3 separate regions of the Homo sapiens genome follow, and regions 2 and 3 are each linked to region 1. A link is a contact called in ENCODE Hi-C or POLR2A ChIA-PET data. All regions are on one chromosome and are shown on one strand. The core of a region is the stretch at or near the end of the contact, and the rest is flanking DNA. Distances in the headings are between cores, read along the strand shown.

Region 1 (4,979 bases), core at 1,826-4,325:
TGCCTACTTTACACAACAAATTGAGATGAGATGTGCTTTGAAAACTTGAAATATAATGAAAGTACTAGCTGTAATTAAAAGAACGTAGATGCTTTTCCTACAGTATCTAGTTAAGATAAAAGTTTCTGAATTTGTGATTATAAGAATAGTCTAAGGTTCCCATTAAAAAATACATACTCTTGGGTCTTATCATTGGAAATTTTGGTTTAGTAGTCTGGGGGAACTATATATGTACGTACAATATATGTAATAAGCACCCCTAAATGATCCTTGTAATTGTGTCACCTGCATTTTACAGATATGATGTTGTTAACCGATCTAACTCCACCAACAACTCCTCGGGTTTTGACCAAAAACAGGCGCACTCAAAGAGTGAATGAAATAGTGAGAAGTTAAGAAATTCTGCATTGAACAATGGAATTTAGTGCACACAAGAGAACTCTACCTCCCATCACCAGTTTAATTATGCCAGATAGTACGTCTATACCATTACCATTACTACAAATGACTCATGGCAAATCCTTCCCACTCACTTAGCTCCTTTCCTCCTGAGAGTTTGTATAAAACATTAGAGACTACGTTGACAGTATGCATAATACAACCTACAAAAATATGTGAGAAGATAAAATTTGAGACTTCCAATATAATAACTTTTTTTCTTAATCATTTTATAATCAAGAAATTGCCCTTGCCTGGAAGTTATATCATTTGAACTTTTATCCCCAAGATCTTCAAAAAACAATGAGTCACTTAAAGATGTCATCTGGTAACTATTTCATTCTAAAGCTGTGCTATATTATGTTCCTTAAAGGTGTGGCCACCAGAAGAACATTACTTTATGATGAATAAATATCCTCTGTTACACTTATGTTTATGTAAAGTATCTATGACTAAAACAAACTTACAAGGTCATCTATGTACCAAATTATAACTGCCACCTAAAGACTCACAGGTGGAGAGTACACATGGATTACTTAAGTAAATTTCTTACCTGAGAGTCACAACTGGCTGGATGAATCCTCTTTTACCTCCTTCAGAGAAACAGACCTATGACTCTAACTAGACAAAATTTCAGACTGAATCTCTTAGAGAATGCAATCAAGTCTATTGATTCAATTATAAAGTGCTACTTTGGTTACAGGGTGACAAACTTCCAGATATTATTATCCCTAAAGGTTATATAGGCTGAAAATCTCAGTCGATTTAAGATAAATCTGGGCTGAAAGATCATAAATGGGGAAATGTAGGACATTCCAGATACAGCCTTTACTTGAAGGTTGACAGAAGGAGGATAAACAGATGCCTGCAGGATGATCCATGGTGACACTGTCACAGGTAAACTGAAGAGACTGTGTCCAAGTCAATCAGTATGTGTGGAGGATTTGTTGCTATTTGTTCTTCTCATTTTTCCAATGTGATCGAAGTTCCTTAGGTTTAGCCCAATAAACATCTCCCTCACTACTAGTGACCACAGCAAAAAAAAAAAAAAAATGTGTGTAACAAAATATGCACTATAGAGGATCAAACTGTTTTACAAAATCTTCAAAAACCTAAATGTTTTCTTAGCAAATGATGGCATGTCCTTCAAACACTAGAACACTATATTGTTTATTTTGCTTTCAGGCTGATTATAAGGTAAATTCAACTCAGAGAGACTTGATCTTCTTCCTAATTTACCTGCTTCAACAAGAAACCATGAGTGTTCATTATCAACCATATTTTGAAAATTGAATAATAAATAATGGTAACTACTTTATTAATAAAACAAATATGTTTTTAATTAAGTGACTGTGGCTGCCAGGCTCCAGAAAGTTAAAATGCCATCAATAGATAGGCAGTGAAATTCTGAAAGCAGTTAAATTGCAGAGTACTTGAGAACTGGTAATTTTAGATGAAAGACAGCTAAGACACAAATTTAAAAGCCTATCCATTGTTCCTTTTTTAAAATGATATGAAGAGATATTGTACATCACAACTGCTATGGACTGAATATTTGTGTCCTCCCAAAATTCATATTAAAGCCTATATCCCCAATGTGATGGTATTGGGAGGTTGGACTTTTGGGAACTTACTAGGTCATGATGGTGGAACCATCCCCTAATCTCATTCATCCTCCACCATGAATGAGATTAGTGCCTCTATAATAAGAGGCAAACAAGAGATCATCTCTCTCTGCCATGTTAAGATATAACAAAAAAACAGCTGTCTGCAAACTAGGAAGAGTGCACTCACCAGATACCAGATCTACCAGTGCTCTGATCTTAGACTTCCCAGCCTTCAAATTGCATAGTATTTTGTTTAGTCTATGGTATTTTGTTGTAGCAGCCTGAGCTGATTAAGACAATTTTCTTCATAGATCATTTTCTTGGGAATGGTGGTAAGATGCTCATAAATGCTTAAAACTACACATAACAATCACACAGCTAGAAGAGATCCCAGAAAATCTTTCAAAGAAAATTCAGAACCAAAGTTCTGGCTCTCACTTTATCTCCAGCCTTAAATGAGCTGGAGAGTCAGTTATGTAACTAAATGTCTCATGCCTCAGATTCCTCATGCATTCATTGGGAAGAATGCCTGTGCAATGTGTCTTTAGGGTTACCATAGAGATGAATGAGGTAATGTATAGAAGAAGCACAATCCCAAATAATATTTCCCTTACCATAACTTTTCTGCTAAATAACATCTAAAATTTTAGCCCTTGTTTAATTTAGCCTCATATTTCTCGTCTCTTGCCCTTTGTAACTACTGTGCCAAACTTTCCACTTTATGATATACAGTAAGTCCACTTAATGCTGTCGATAGGTTCTTGGAAACTGTGACTTAAAGTGAAATGACATACAACAGGTCTTTGAATAATATCATTTCTTTCAACATCCTTGATAAGAATAAAACATTGGTTTCATTCTATGTTGTTTTGTTTCAAGTCACAGTTTCCAAGAACCTATCAACAACATTAAGTGAGGACTTACTGTATAGGGTTTCCTTTATTTTCATTTTCTATTTTGCCAACATAACCACCAGCCTTTGCTTTAGTACAGTACCTACTCTTGAAGCTACCCCATCAGTGTTCACTGATTAAATATGAGGAGAAGGGAGAGGTAGGCTGCTGCTCAGGGACTTTTCACACTAAGACAAGAAACCAGAGCAAAGGTGATTCCCCCTTGCGTGGCTAAACTATGGTTGCTGAAGCAAAAGGCATTGGAGCAGAAATATTTCCCTTCTAATCACTAGTAATGCCTCAGGCAATAATGGATGCTTCATAAGCAAAGGAATTCCCACTAAACCATCAGGAAGTCTAGTGTAATAGCCTATTTCCAACCTGCCAGATTCATTGAGTGAATTGGAGCAAATCTCATCTATACTTCTCACTTTCTGATATAATTTTATAGAGACTAAATAGTAATGTTCACCATAATGTTGGATGAGCCTCACTTGTGAAGCATTCACTCAGTATATACCTGGCATAATCTCCTCAGATTGGTACTTTTTCAGATTTAAGAGGGAAATAGCTTGAAATTGAGAACTAATAGCAAATTACATGCCCTTAAGATGATACACCCTTCAATGACAAAACACTGTAGCACACCTCCAGGTCTGAAGTTAACAAAGAGGGCTGTCACTTCATTCAGCTGAATCCCTCCTGCCCTCCCCCTGCATACACCCCAGGCAACCTTTGCCCTACTACAATCTAGCTCATTAATTTGGTCAATGCAATTGTTTCTCATTTAAATCTTCCTGTAAAACATAGAATAGTCACTTCACTATTACATTGTCCCCAATTTTTTCAAAAGCTTGCCGTGAAGGGAAGGAAGCTAAGTAAGAAAAAGGTCAATGAAGCCAGTTGCAAAGAAGATTATGAAATGTTGCTCATTTCTGCTTTTTTTTTTCTTTTGAACCTCTGAATTACTTCATCTTTCCATCTGTCTACAAAGTTGTGGGTGCACATTAAGATATACAGACAGAATTCACAAACCCTTTGGTAAATTCACTCTTAGCACTAAATATCAACGGAGGAGAAAAAAAAAACGTACTATGTTTCCCAAAAGAAGTATGGGGAGACTATTTTCTATGATTAAAAGCATAAGAAAAAAAATAAAACTGATCCAAGAGCCCAGAGACTATTTTTATATGTGAAAAATATATACTTTAGTCAGGATTTGTAACTTCAGTAACTCCCTTTGGAAACCAAATTTCCACCCTCTCACAGTGTTTGGTTATTTAGGACTGAGTCAATTTGAGCATGATGAGTTTGGAATGCCAGCTGGCTGCAGAAGTGTGAAGAAACCTGTGTGGTCACCAACACTTTAAACATCACTCACAGTTCTGAAGTAGGGCTATCCCAGGAGCACTTCCTGGATGCTGGTGATCCACAAACACCAGACTATTTCCACTCCTCAAAAGGAAAAAGAATGGGGCCCTACCTTGCCAGGAAGAGGAATCTGGCAAGCAGGCTGAGAACAAGCACCACACAAGGCAATTTTTGCCAAGTGAGTCACCCATACCCCCTGGGTACAGGTGAAGCTCAAGGAAAGGACCATTCAAACTTCCAGCCTGCAGGAGCTGCAAAATCAGCTCCTGAACTCCAGTATTCAACTCATCTAGAAACACATTTTTATTCAAATCTTTAAAGCCAAAGAAGGTATCTAACCATTGTCCCAGCCTTCTCTTCTTTTATAGTATCACTAATTCCATAGTTATGTAAGTGCCTTTTATGTGAATGCACTGTACTAGACCCTTGATAGAGAATGGTTAGCAGAAAAATTAAAAAAGCAACCAAGATTCTACATTCTTGATTCTCATGGGAAAAATAGAGAAGAACTGAGAAAAGTCCTAAGAAGAAAACACTAAGATAGACACTAACAGGGAAAGTTTTACTCAAGGTGGTCTTATGTTCTAATTTTAATGTGATCACTTGGGGATCCTGTTTTAAAAAAAAAAAAGAAACATAGATTCCAGTACTAAATGCAGATTTGATATGT
Region 2 (4,979 bases), core at 818-3,317, 1.2 Mb before region 1:
TTGGAATCTAAGTTAAAATTCTCTTCAGATTTTCTAAGTCCTATGGATAGGGAAGAGTACTCATTAGATCAAGTAAACACTGCTTTCTCCTTGACCTATTTCAAGAATTGAGAAGCCCAGATAAATAATTAACTTCTTTAGGATGGTTGTCTTATTCTTACCATGTGCACACTCTTCATTGTTATCATAAATACACTGTCAATACCTGAGGATGATTGAATTTTTCACTCTTCTTTGCATTGTATAAACCTAAGCCTTAGGTGATTCTTTTAAGATAACCCATTATTTTTCTGATATTGATGCTTTGTAGCAGTTAAATGTCTTACCAATGTTTTCCCCCTTAGATATGTGATTAAAAGTTCCCAGTCAAGATGGTAGGCTGAGCTTCATGTGGCAGCAAGCTCTGCTCACCCTAAATCTCTAGAAAGGATAGAAAAGATAACTGACTAAAAAAAAAATATATATATATATATGATATATATGATATGATTGTGTGTGTGTATATATATACATATATACATATATATACATATATATACACATATATATATATACACACATATATATATATATACACACACACACATAATCACACTGGAAGTAAGAAAAAAAAGCAAACCCACAGTGTGTTAGAAACCATGAGGAATCCCTAAAAGATTTGAAGAGAGATCAGATCAACGAGGTAATAAAAGCCCAAAGAGAGCATGAGAGAGAGCTATAAAAGTTGGAGCCACTCCGTGAGGGTTCCGCACTCAGAGATGGAGAATATTGGGAGCAGGTAGGGGCCCATGGGTGACTACTTGAGGGTATGAAGCAGGGACAGCCGGGCACTTTTGACTTCTACACAACAGAAATACTGAGAACTACGAGTGAGCCCTTGAGTGGGCGAAGCTGAGCAGAGTCCCGCTGGCTGCCTTGTCCAGGAGGAAAGAGGAGCACCTGGATTGAAGACTGGCTGTCAAAGTGCCCCATGTCCGGGCACACTAACCCCACCCCTCTCTTCCCTCAAGCGGGCTGCACAAACAGAAACGGTGGACAATTGAATTCAAGCTCCACTAAAACATGAACACAAAATCAAGAATTTTCAAACATTGAAAAGGCAACACACACACTTTGGGAGGCGAAGGCGGGAGGATCACCAGGTCAAGAGATCGAGACCATCTTGGCCAACATGGTGAAACCCCGTCTCTACTAAAAATACAAAAATTAGCTGGGCGTGGTGGCACATGCCTGTAATCCCAGCTACTCAGGAGGCTGAGGCAGGAGAATCACTTGAACCTGGGAAGCAGAGGTTGCAGTGAGCCAATATAGTGCCGCTGCACTCCAGCCTGGCGACAGAGTGAGACTCCATCTCAAAAACAAAACAAAACAAAAAAGGCAACACTGAGAGAACAGCACTCTGAAGTCAACAAAGAGTAGAACTTATACCTAAGGAAACAGAGTAATACAGCAAGAGAGGCACAGGAAGAGACTGCATCTACAAGAGGATCAAGTTGATGTGATAATGAAAATCTTTATGTTATGTTTAAGCAAAACAAAATGTGATTTAACACCTGCAACAATTGGATGCTTTTTTTTTTTTTTTTTTTTTTTTTTACTATTATTGATCCCTGAGGCAGCAGCTGATAGCTATCATCTATTATTCATCTATTTCCATTGGGTCTTTATTTGAGTTTTTTCTCCTTTTATCCTTTAAAAATATTAATTAAATTGCTGCCAATTATTGTCTTTCTTTATGATGTACTAGGAACTGTGCTACGTGTTTTTACTACATTTCCTTTTAATCCTAACAATAATTCTATGACATAGTAGACTTATTATCCCCATTAGCAGATGAGAAAACTGAGGCTAAAAGAGGCCGAGAACCCTCCTTGGGGTCCTACAGTAATTGGTACAGCTGGTACTGGAACCCAAGTCTTTCTAATAACAAAGCAACTGCTCTTAACTCATGATAAAAAAAATGATTGTGAAAACTCCTACATTCTTCAAAACAAAAAAGTGGTCCTGTCTTCATAATACACCTCACTTCTCACAGATCGTTAAGTGCTCATTGCGCTTTTTGCAGGTTCTCCTATCAACTTCAAAGCAAGCTTAAAAAAAGCTTTCAGCTTACAAAAATACTGTGACACGCTTGAAAAAAATGTTTTTATCAGTGCCACATTCATCCTCTTCTTTTATCATTAGGCTCACAAACACAGGAGTCTGTCTACAGCATGAAAACTTGAGAGTGTTTTTCTTCAACTTGCTTATCTTTGAAGATCCAACGATAAAGCATTATAAAAGAAAGGCACCTTGATTTTAGGACAACTGCCTAGCTTGCTTTTGCATTGGTCTAATTTCTTGTAAGTACCGTATAAGCCTATTTTGAAGACTAGGTACTTAACATACTAAAACATCACTGAAGAACAAGATGAACATTGTTACTAAATGATGAGACATCTAGATAGTGGGGTAACTAGGCCAGTACAGTTGCACTTGGGCAATAATCAGTTTGGGAGCATAAAAAGATGCAGTGTTTTTAGCTCCTCTCATCTCTGAGACTTCCTGGTCAGTTTGGGCAGGTGGGAAGGGGTATCACCAAGCATGGAGAGCTCCTAAAGGAACAAGTGTGGTCATCTTGGGCAGGACTGTGGGCTCCATCGCCATTATGGCCTTTATCAACATAGAGGCAGCTCTTAGACTGACACCCAGTTATTCAGATTTTCAAAGTCTATTTGTTGTAGTGCTTCCATTTTTTTTCTTTGCCTTGCATACCACCAGTAGTGCTAAGTTTTTTTTTTTATATTTAATGAATAGTAATTATATGTGCCACCTGAAAGCACTGTGTGGAACAAACCTCAAGCCAATGCAGGGCAGAAGGGGGAACAAAGACATGAAAATGAAAGGGAATAGAAAACAGGAAAAAGAAAGAAAGGAAAGAGGGAGAGGGTGGCAAGAGTCGTTGATTACAGGTGTTCTGTGGGTAGAACACGTCACCACTCTTCCAGGCTGACGGTCAGTTGGTGTGCACTATCTACCAATTATTGAAGTAGTGAAGTTGCTGCAGCCCTCCAAAGGCCCCGATATCCCTCAGGAACCCTTGGACCTCTTTGTGATCCAGTAACTAAAGGGTTATTATCTGCCATAGCAAAGAACTTGTTCAGCTACTCCAAGTGGTCAGAGCTATGCCATGGAATATGTTAGATATTTGAGTAACACCTTTGCTCTTTCCCTCACTAAGCAAATTTTCAAGAACAACCACAGACCTACTTGTTTGCTTAAATGGATTATTCATTCATTTGCATGTTTTGATGTAATCACTAACTGCTAGTATCTTGGTTCAGTGTTACAGTATTTCTTTTAAGAAAAATATCTATGGCTTAGAAACCCTTCATCTCCCCACCAACCCTTGCACACCTAACCCCAACGTACCACCCCACAGCCCCCGTAGCCCCACTGCCCCCACTCTAATCCTTCTCATCAACTACAGCACTTTTTTTTTTTTTTTTTTTTTGAGACAGAGTTTCGCTCTTGTTGCCTAGGCTGGAGTGCAATTGTGCGATCTTGGCTCACTGCAACCTCCGCCTCCGGGGTTCAAGTGACTTTCCCAAGTAGCTGGGGTTACAGGCGCCTGCCACCACGCCCGGCTAATTTTTTGTACTTTTAGTATAGATGGGGTTTCACCATGTTGGCCAGGCTGGTCTCGAACTCCTGACCTCAGGTAATCCGCCCGTCTCAGCCTCCCAAAGTGTTGGGACTACTAGCGTGAGCCACTGCGCCCGTCTGACTACAGTACTTTTTAATGTGATCCAGGAACACCTTGCATTAGAATCATCTGGTGAAACTTGATAGCTATTCCAATTCCTGAGTTCCATCCCAGACCTCTTGAACTAAAAACTTTGGGGACATTCTTATGCAACTAGAAGTTTAAGAACCTTTGAAAGATGAAGGCACAATTTTGGTGTTTTTTCTTTTGCTTCTTCTGAATATATGACACATTCACTGTTAGAACCACTATCTGTCCTGGTCATCTTTCTCCTCAGAGATCCATTTAGAGCTCACAATGATCAGGAAGACAAGTAAGAGATGCTGGTTGTCTGGGGTATCCTTGTAATATTTTAACTCAGGAAAGAACCTGAAAGCTTTCAAATCCTAGGTCTGGCAGAAGAACGCCTTTTATGGAATTCCTTTTTTTTTTTTTTTTTAGGATCTCTGTTTATTAGGCATTGAAAATAAACAAAAAAGATGAAACAGCCTGACTGTCACATCAATTTGGGACAACTCAGTTTCCGTACTTGCATTGGAATTGACCAAATTGTCCTGAATATATTCTATTCATCAACAGTTCATTTCTAGTAATACAATGACTATCAATAGCAACAGAAAATAAACCCACTTCCTCCCCTGGCCATCTCTTCCCACTGACTTCTTCTGGGAGGAGGCCTTTGAATAAGAAACTTCTGCTAATATTCAGAGGAAGACCACAGCTGTGTTGAAGGGTTCAGCTTGGAGATAGCTGAACTATTCTGAGTAATAAAATGGAAAGAGTGGTTCTGGCTTTTATTTTTTTGCCTTTGGGAAGGATGGGTCAAAGAAATGAGGAAAAGAAAAAAGGGTGAGCTACAGGGAGAAGGCAGGAGCCTGAGTTACAAAATACCTGCTGTTTTTGAAGGACGGAGACTGCCAATATTTTACTTTTCCAGCTCAAGGTGCAATGTAAACCCCTCTGGCTCCTCAAACCTTCGGTGAAGCCTGTCCTGCACACACATGCCTTTGATAAGTGGTCTGCAGTGAAAACTAAGGGAAACTGCTGAGTCCTTGTTTAGGTTATTGCAGTATAGCACAGGGTCAGGGGGGCAATCCCCAAACCCATCCAAGTTAGAAGAAGCAGGAGCCGGAAGCTAGAAGTGACCTTGAGAAATTGAGCCAGTTGCTCCTTCATAGATCTGCAGAGAGCATCAGATTTTTTGAATAACACACAGGATGATGTTTGGAACTAA
Region 3 (4,979 bases), core at 1,810-4,309, 1.2 Mb before region 1:
ATTAACCCTACTTTTTTCCCTTGCTAGTTGGATCATATTGGTGCGTGTTATTTGCAGAACCTTTTTAACTTACTGATATCAAGATTGGGCTTCTACTTATTCATCAGAGGATGTATTTCACAATCTGGAAGACATCAGATTGTGAAATTCAATTTGCAATTTGCAATTTGAATTTGCAAATTCAAATTCATTTGCAATTTCTTTTCCAAAGCCATTTGAAGCAATTTGTTATTATTTCTACCTGCTATGTATCCATATAATGCTTAGTCCAGATTACTCACAAACATTGCTCACAAACACAGATTTAATAGTAGAAAATCTCTTCATAGAAATTAATTTCCTTTAGCCCCCATATATTTTGCCTTTCCTCAGAATTATGTCTCTTCAGTGGTATAAACTTTTACATTTGCCACAGACCTTGGGAAAATGTCTGTTAACAAAAATGCTTTCGTTACAACCTCCAGATTGACAGTTAACAAACCCAGTTTTCAGAAAATCTTTTTGAGTTTTAGCAATCTGCATAAAAGTAATGAACCAAGTAAACAGTTAAAGGCTGAGATGGCATGAAGGACAGACATCCCATCTTTTCTGTTCCTAGAAAGAAAATCGTCCCTTTTGTAGTCAGTTCATCTACATAGTTTCATTTGGAAAACTAAAAATATATTATCTCTATTATTAGGAACAGGATTTTGTTTTGTTTTAGTTTTATTGTTATATTACTCATGGTTTTAAATATTTCTTGGATATTATGCTAATCTACTGGTTCTTAACTGGGGTGTGGGGGTGGGCCGGGGAATTTCCCCCCTGGGGATGTTTATCAATGTCTGGAAGCATTTTTGACGAAAATGACCAGCCAGGGAAGGGGTTGGGTAGAGGCCAGGGATGCTGCACATCTGTCCTATACGAGAGCCTCCCACAAGAAAGAATTATCAGTCCAAAATGTGGATAGTGCCAAGATTGAGAAACCCTGAGCTAATTCTATTGCTCTTGAATTACTGAAATTAACTTACCAGGAAGTCTGCTTTTAATTTTTTTTTACCATAGACTACACTCTAACACCTACAAATAACTGTATAGAAACTAAATGAGCCACTACTAGCAATGGTTTTTAAAGTTGCCCACCTTTGAAAGTCTCATCTTTAGAACGTTCTTTAAAATACAAAAGAAACAAAACTTCCATAAATCATGGGAAACTAATGAATTTAAAATGACTTGGAAGCCAGGTTTTACCTCCTTAAGATATGTTTGTGTCACTTTTGCAATTAAAGCAAGAGGAGAATGAATCTCTGCTGTGGCTGCTGTTACTCTTCCCTATATAAAGCCCATAAAAAAGGGAATAAAATGACTTCATTTGATTGCATGTAATGCTTCTAATCATGGTGGAGGCAGTAAATGAATAAAATAGTTTACCCAAATCGGTTTTTCAAAAAATCTTTGATAATTTTTTACCATACGTGGAGTTTCTTTATTGTTAGTTATGTTGAGATAAAGTCGTTTGTTACCCATGACTTACTTATTCGGTCTCAACTGCTGGTTCTTCTTATGGAACAAAATTTGTTTCTGCCACTGCCATCATTACCCATGATAGGACCCCAGTACAGTGACATCAGAGGACAACAAGAGGCTGTGAGGGCGATCATGAGTACAAGAGAAACGGTTCCAGAAAGCCAGCCCTCGTCCTGCCTAAGGCTTCGGAGATTGCAGCCAGGGCGGGTGAAGACGGTGTGCTGGTTAGGAGACCCAGGTTCTGTGGGGGTGATGCCTTTTGTTACTCAAACTTAGGACCTGCTCTACAAAGGCCTGACCAGGAGGTGTAACAAAAAGACTGAGGAGACAGAATGTTCTCCCCTAAGCTGGAGAAACTTACCATCCTTGAGGCAGGAAGCACACTGGCAAAAATTTGTAATAGATTCAAGCAATTCAAATTTTTATAGAGCAATAGGATTCTGCATTACTGGTTTGCATCGCCTAGATTAAAGAAAATAACACATATGACCCCCATGACCAAGCCCTCCATCCCTTCTCATCACACACAACACACACACAATGCGCACACACACACACACACAGTGTTTTCTCTTTAAAGAGACTTGATCTGTTGTACCCAGTAAACCTGGAAAAGGGAATGGTCTTAATCTGAAAATAAACTTTCATAAAACTCTTTACTATTAGAAATTACCTCAAAACTACTCCGACTTAAGAGTTAACGGTTGCTGGCTGAAAATACAGTACTCCTGACGAGACCCTTCACAAGCATCGTAGATAACAAGCTCCTCTATCGATAATAGAACAGCAGTGATCTTTTTTATCCCGATTAACACTGTTTAAATATGTTTTTTTTTTTTTTTGAGACGGAGCCTCCCTCTATCACCCAGGCTGGAGTGCAGTAGCGCGATCTTGGCTCACTGCAATCTCTGCCTCCTGGGTTCAAGCGATTCTCGTGCCTCAGCCTCCGAGCAGGTGGGACTACAGGCATGCACCACCACGCCTGGCTAATTTTTGTATTTTTAATAGAGATGGGGTCTCACCATGTTGGCCAGGCTGGTCTTGAACTCCTGACCACAGGTGATCCACCACCTGCCTCAGCCTCCCAAAGTGCTGGGATTACAGGCGTGAGCCACCGCACCCGGCCTATTTAGATTCTTAATGAATTATAATTTACATGTGTGTTCTCTGTTTCCCTAAGGAGATGTAAAAGCAGGAACCTGGTTTTATTTTTCCTCCTCAACAGCAATTCCCTCCCCGGCAAACAAGCAGACACATCCCTGATCCTGGCGCATCTCTTTCCATAATATGCATTGAACGTACTGGCTGATGGACTGCGTTTACTTAAATTTCACCTTGATTGGTCATACAGATGGGAGTGGAGGAGATGATTTTCTTAGCTCCTTTGTTGACCTGCAGTTGTGATTTAAGCACTTGCCAATTGAATATCTATTTCATTGCAAATGGGCTGTGATGCATTCCAGTGGGCTGAGCCTCGGAGGCTGGAGAGAGCACCAGGCCCCTCTTCAACAGGATGTGGGAACTTGACTCTCGCCGCAAATTAAGTTCTTGGGGCGGGAGCCCTTTGCTGCAGGCTCTGGGCGAAGGCATGGGTAGGAGGACCTGGTGGCGGAAGCAGCGGTGGTAGCCCTGATTGTGACAACCCCTGTATGTTTTTCAGTAACTTGTGAAGGTGGAGGTGGAACTGCAACAACCCCAGCGATGCCCTGTCTGCTATGGCCTTGCATTGTGAGGTGTCATGTGGAAGGAAACACCTGACTTAAATGGGGACTTTCTGGGTGGTGTGTGTGCCCCGCCAGGTCCCCTCGGACCTTGGCAGAAAAACCACCACAGATATCGCTGTGCATTATCTCCTGGTCTGGTGTTATTCCGAGCACTGATGATCCGGATCCTTCTCCTGTTTCTACTGTGTTCTCTCTTCCAGAGTGAATTAGAGCAGAAGAAGCAAGATAGCCTAGCAAGTAGTAAAGCTTTGATGGTGATGGTCCACCTCCCAAATGCTGGCGCCTTGTATTCTCTATAAGGCATGTGCATCAGTTGGATTTTTGTGTACCCCCTGTTTTTAGAATCAGGAGCGGGACAATCATCATCATTCTACAAATTCGAACCTTCAATGTTCTTTTCCTGGTTATCCTACAAAATAGCTCCTGTACAAATAGTTTTGACTTTGCCATGGCCTCTGAGGGCTTAAGCATAAATGGATAAGGAAGTTAAATACGACTTTCTAGCCAGGCATGATAGTGCATTCCTGTGGTCCTAGCTACTCAGGAGGCTGATGTGGGAAGACCGCTTGAGCCCAAGGGTTTGAGTTCATCCTAAGCAACGTGGCGAGAGCCTGTCTCTAGTATAAATACATACATATAAATATATATGAGTTTCTATGTGTTTCTGAGGTTTGTTTTGCTATATGTTTTTGAGTTCTTGATGTGGATAGAATGGCGATAGGATGTAGAGAATATAGAGTGAGATGTAGATAGTACAGAACAACAAATGGTCCTAAAACCACTTATTTTTCTTATTCTATTTTACAATTTTTTATAGCAAATTTAACTTACATTTGTTTAGGATAATTCACTCAGCCTGCATGACCTGAAAATACCAAATTAGAAAACAGTTTTTCAGGAATTTACATTTTGACTAACGAACTTGTAGATAATTGAAAAATGTTTTCATAGATATCTTATTAGTGGCTTATTTGGTTCTTAGGCTAATAGTTGATGTACACTTCATAATACAATATAAGTTCTTTCATTTTTTCTGTTCCTCCAACCTCAAAGAGAGACCTAAATTTCAGCTACTATTTCTTTTTCTTTTCTTTTCTTTTTTTTTTTTTTTTGAGACGGAGTCTCGCTCTGTCGCCCAGGCTGCAGTGCAGTGGCGCGATCTCGGCCCACTGCAAGCTCCGCCTCCCAGGTTCACGCCATTCTCCTGCCTCAGCCTCTCCGAGTAGCTGGAACTACAGGCGCCCGCCACCACGCCTGGCTAATTTTTTGTATTTTTAGCAGAGACAGGGTTTCACCGTGGTTTAGATCTCCTGACCTCTTGATCCGCCTGCCTCGGCCTCCCAAAGTGCTGGGATTATAAGCGTGAGCCACTGCGCCCGGCCTATTTCTTATGGTTGTTCTATTTTCATGTACACCCCAACAAAAACTTTATTTTGCTAAGGACATTTGAAGTCTGAAATAAAAATCTTTGATGTCTGGGAAAGATACTGTTTGTCAAGCGAAAAATAGAAATGTTATGCTTTATTTTTTCCCTCAGCCTTCGTGTCACTCCCAACAAACACGAAAACATAGACAGACACAGACACACGCTCCTGGGTGGTAAATTTCTTTTCTACACTCAACATGATGTTAGAAACTGAAAGCTTATTGTCTACATGGAGTGAAGTGGGGGTGGAGGAATGAGGCTATCTGTGGGGTTTTCTAGAGACTTCCTTCCCAGCATGTGAAAAGATCTGTGTGAAAACTGCT

The links. Hi-C counts contacts between places; a loop is a spot of excess contacts on that map. ChIA-PET counts read pairs that join two places held with the same protein, here RNA polymerase II (POLR2A). Pooled maps may share reads with other maps.
Region 2: a loop to region 1 is called in a pooled map, with 2.5 times the contacts of the local background. The contact joins two enhancer-like sites. A Hi-C loop is called at or near these places in 1 of 168 maps with a recorded cell type or tissue (naive thymus-derived CD4-positive, alpha-beta T cell) and 4 of 50 pooled maps. POLR2A ChIA-PET finds 5 or more read pairs at or near these places in 1 of 52 experiments (T-cell).
Region 3: POLR2A ChIA-PET joins it to region 1 with 13 read pairs in activated T-cell. The contact joins two enhancer-like sites. POLR2A ChIA-PET finds 5 or more read pairs at or near these places in 2 of 52 experiments (activated T-cell and activated naive CD4-positive, alpha-beta T cell).

What each region holds. Positions count from the first base shown.
Region 1 is chr5:40,381,361-40,386,339 of GRCh38, forward strand. No RefSeq gene overlaps it. Among named protein-coding and RNA genes, the nearest start is that of LINC00604, 140 kb to the left of the region's middle. Within about 2 kb of position 3,076, at least 7 of the 41 ENCODE cell types and tissues checked have a DNase peak (open chromatin) inside an H3K27ac peak, as active enhancers do.
Region 2 is chr5:39,185,069-39,190,047 of GRCh38, forward strand. The region is part of intron 2 of FYB1 (FYN binding protein 1); the gene reads right to left. Among named protein-coding and RNA genes, the nearest start is that of FYB1, 32 kb to the right of the region's middle. Within about 2 kb of position 2,068, at least 3 of the 41 ENCODE cell types and tissues checked have a DNase peak (open chromatin) inside an H3K27ac peak, as active enhancers do.
Region 3 is chr5:39,206,997-39,211,975 of GRCh38, forward strand. The region is part of intron 1 of FYB1 (FYN binding protein 1); the gene reads right to left. Among named protein-coding and RNA genes, the nearest start is that of FYB1, 10 kb to the right of the region's middle. Within about 2 kb of position 3,060, at least 4 of the 41 ENCODE cell types and tissues checked have a DNase peak (open chromatin) inside an H3K27ac peak, as active enhancers do.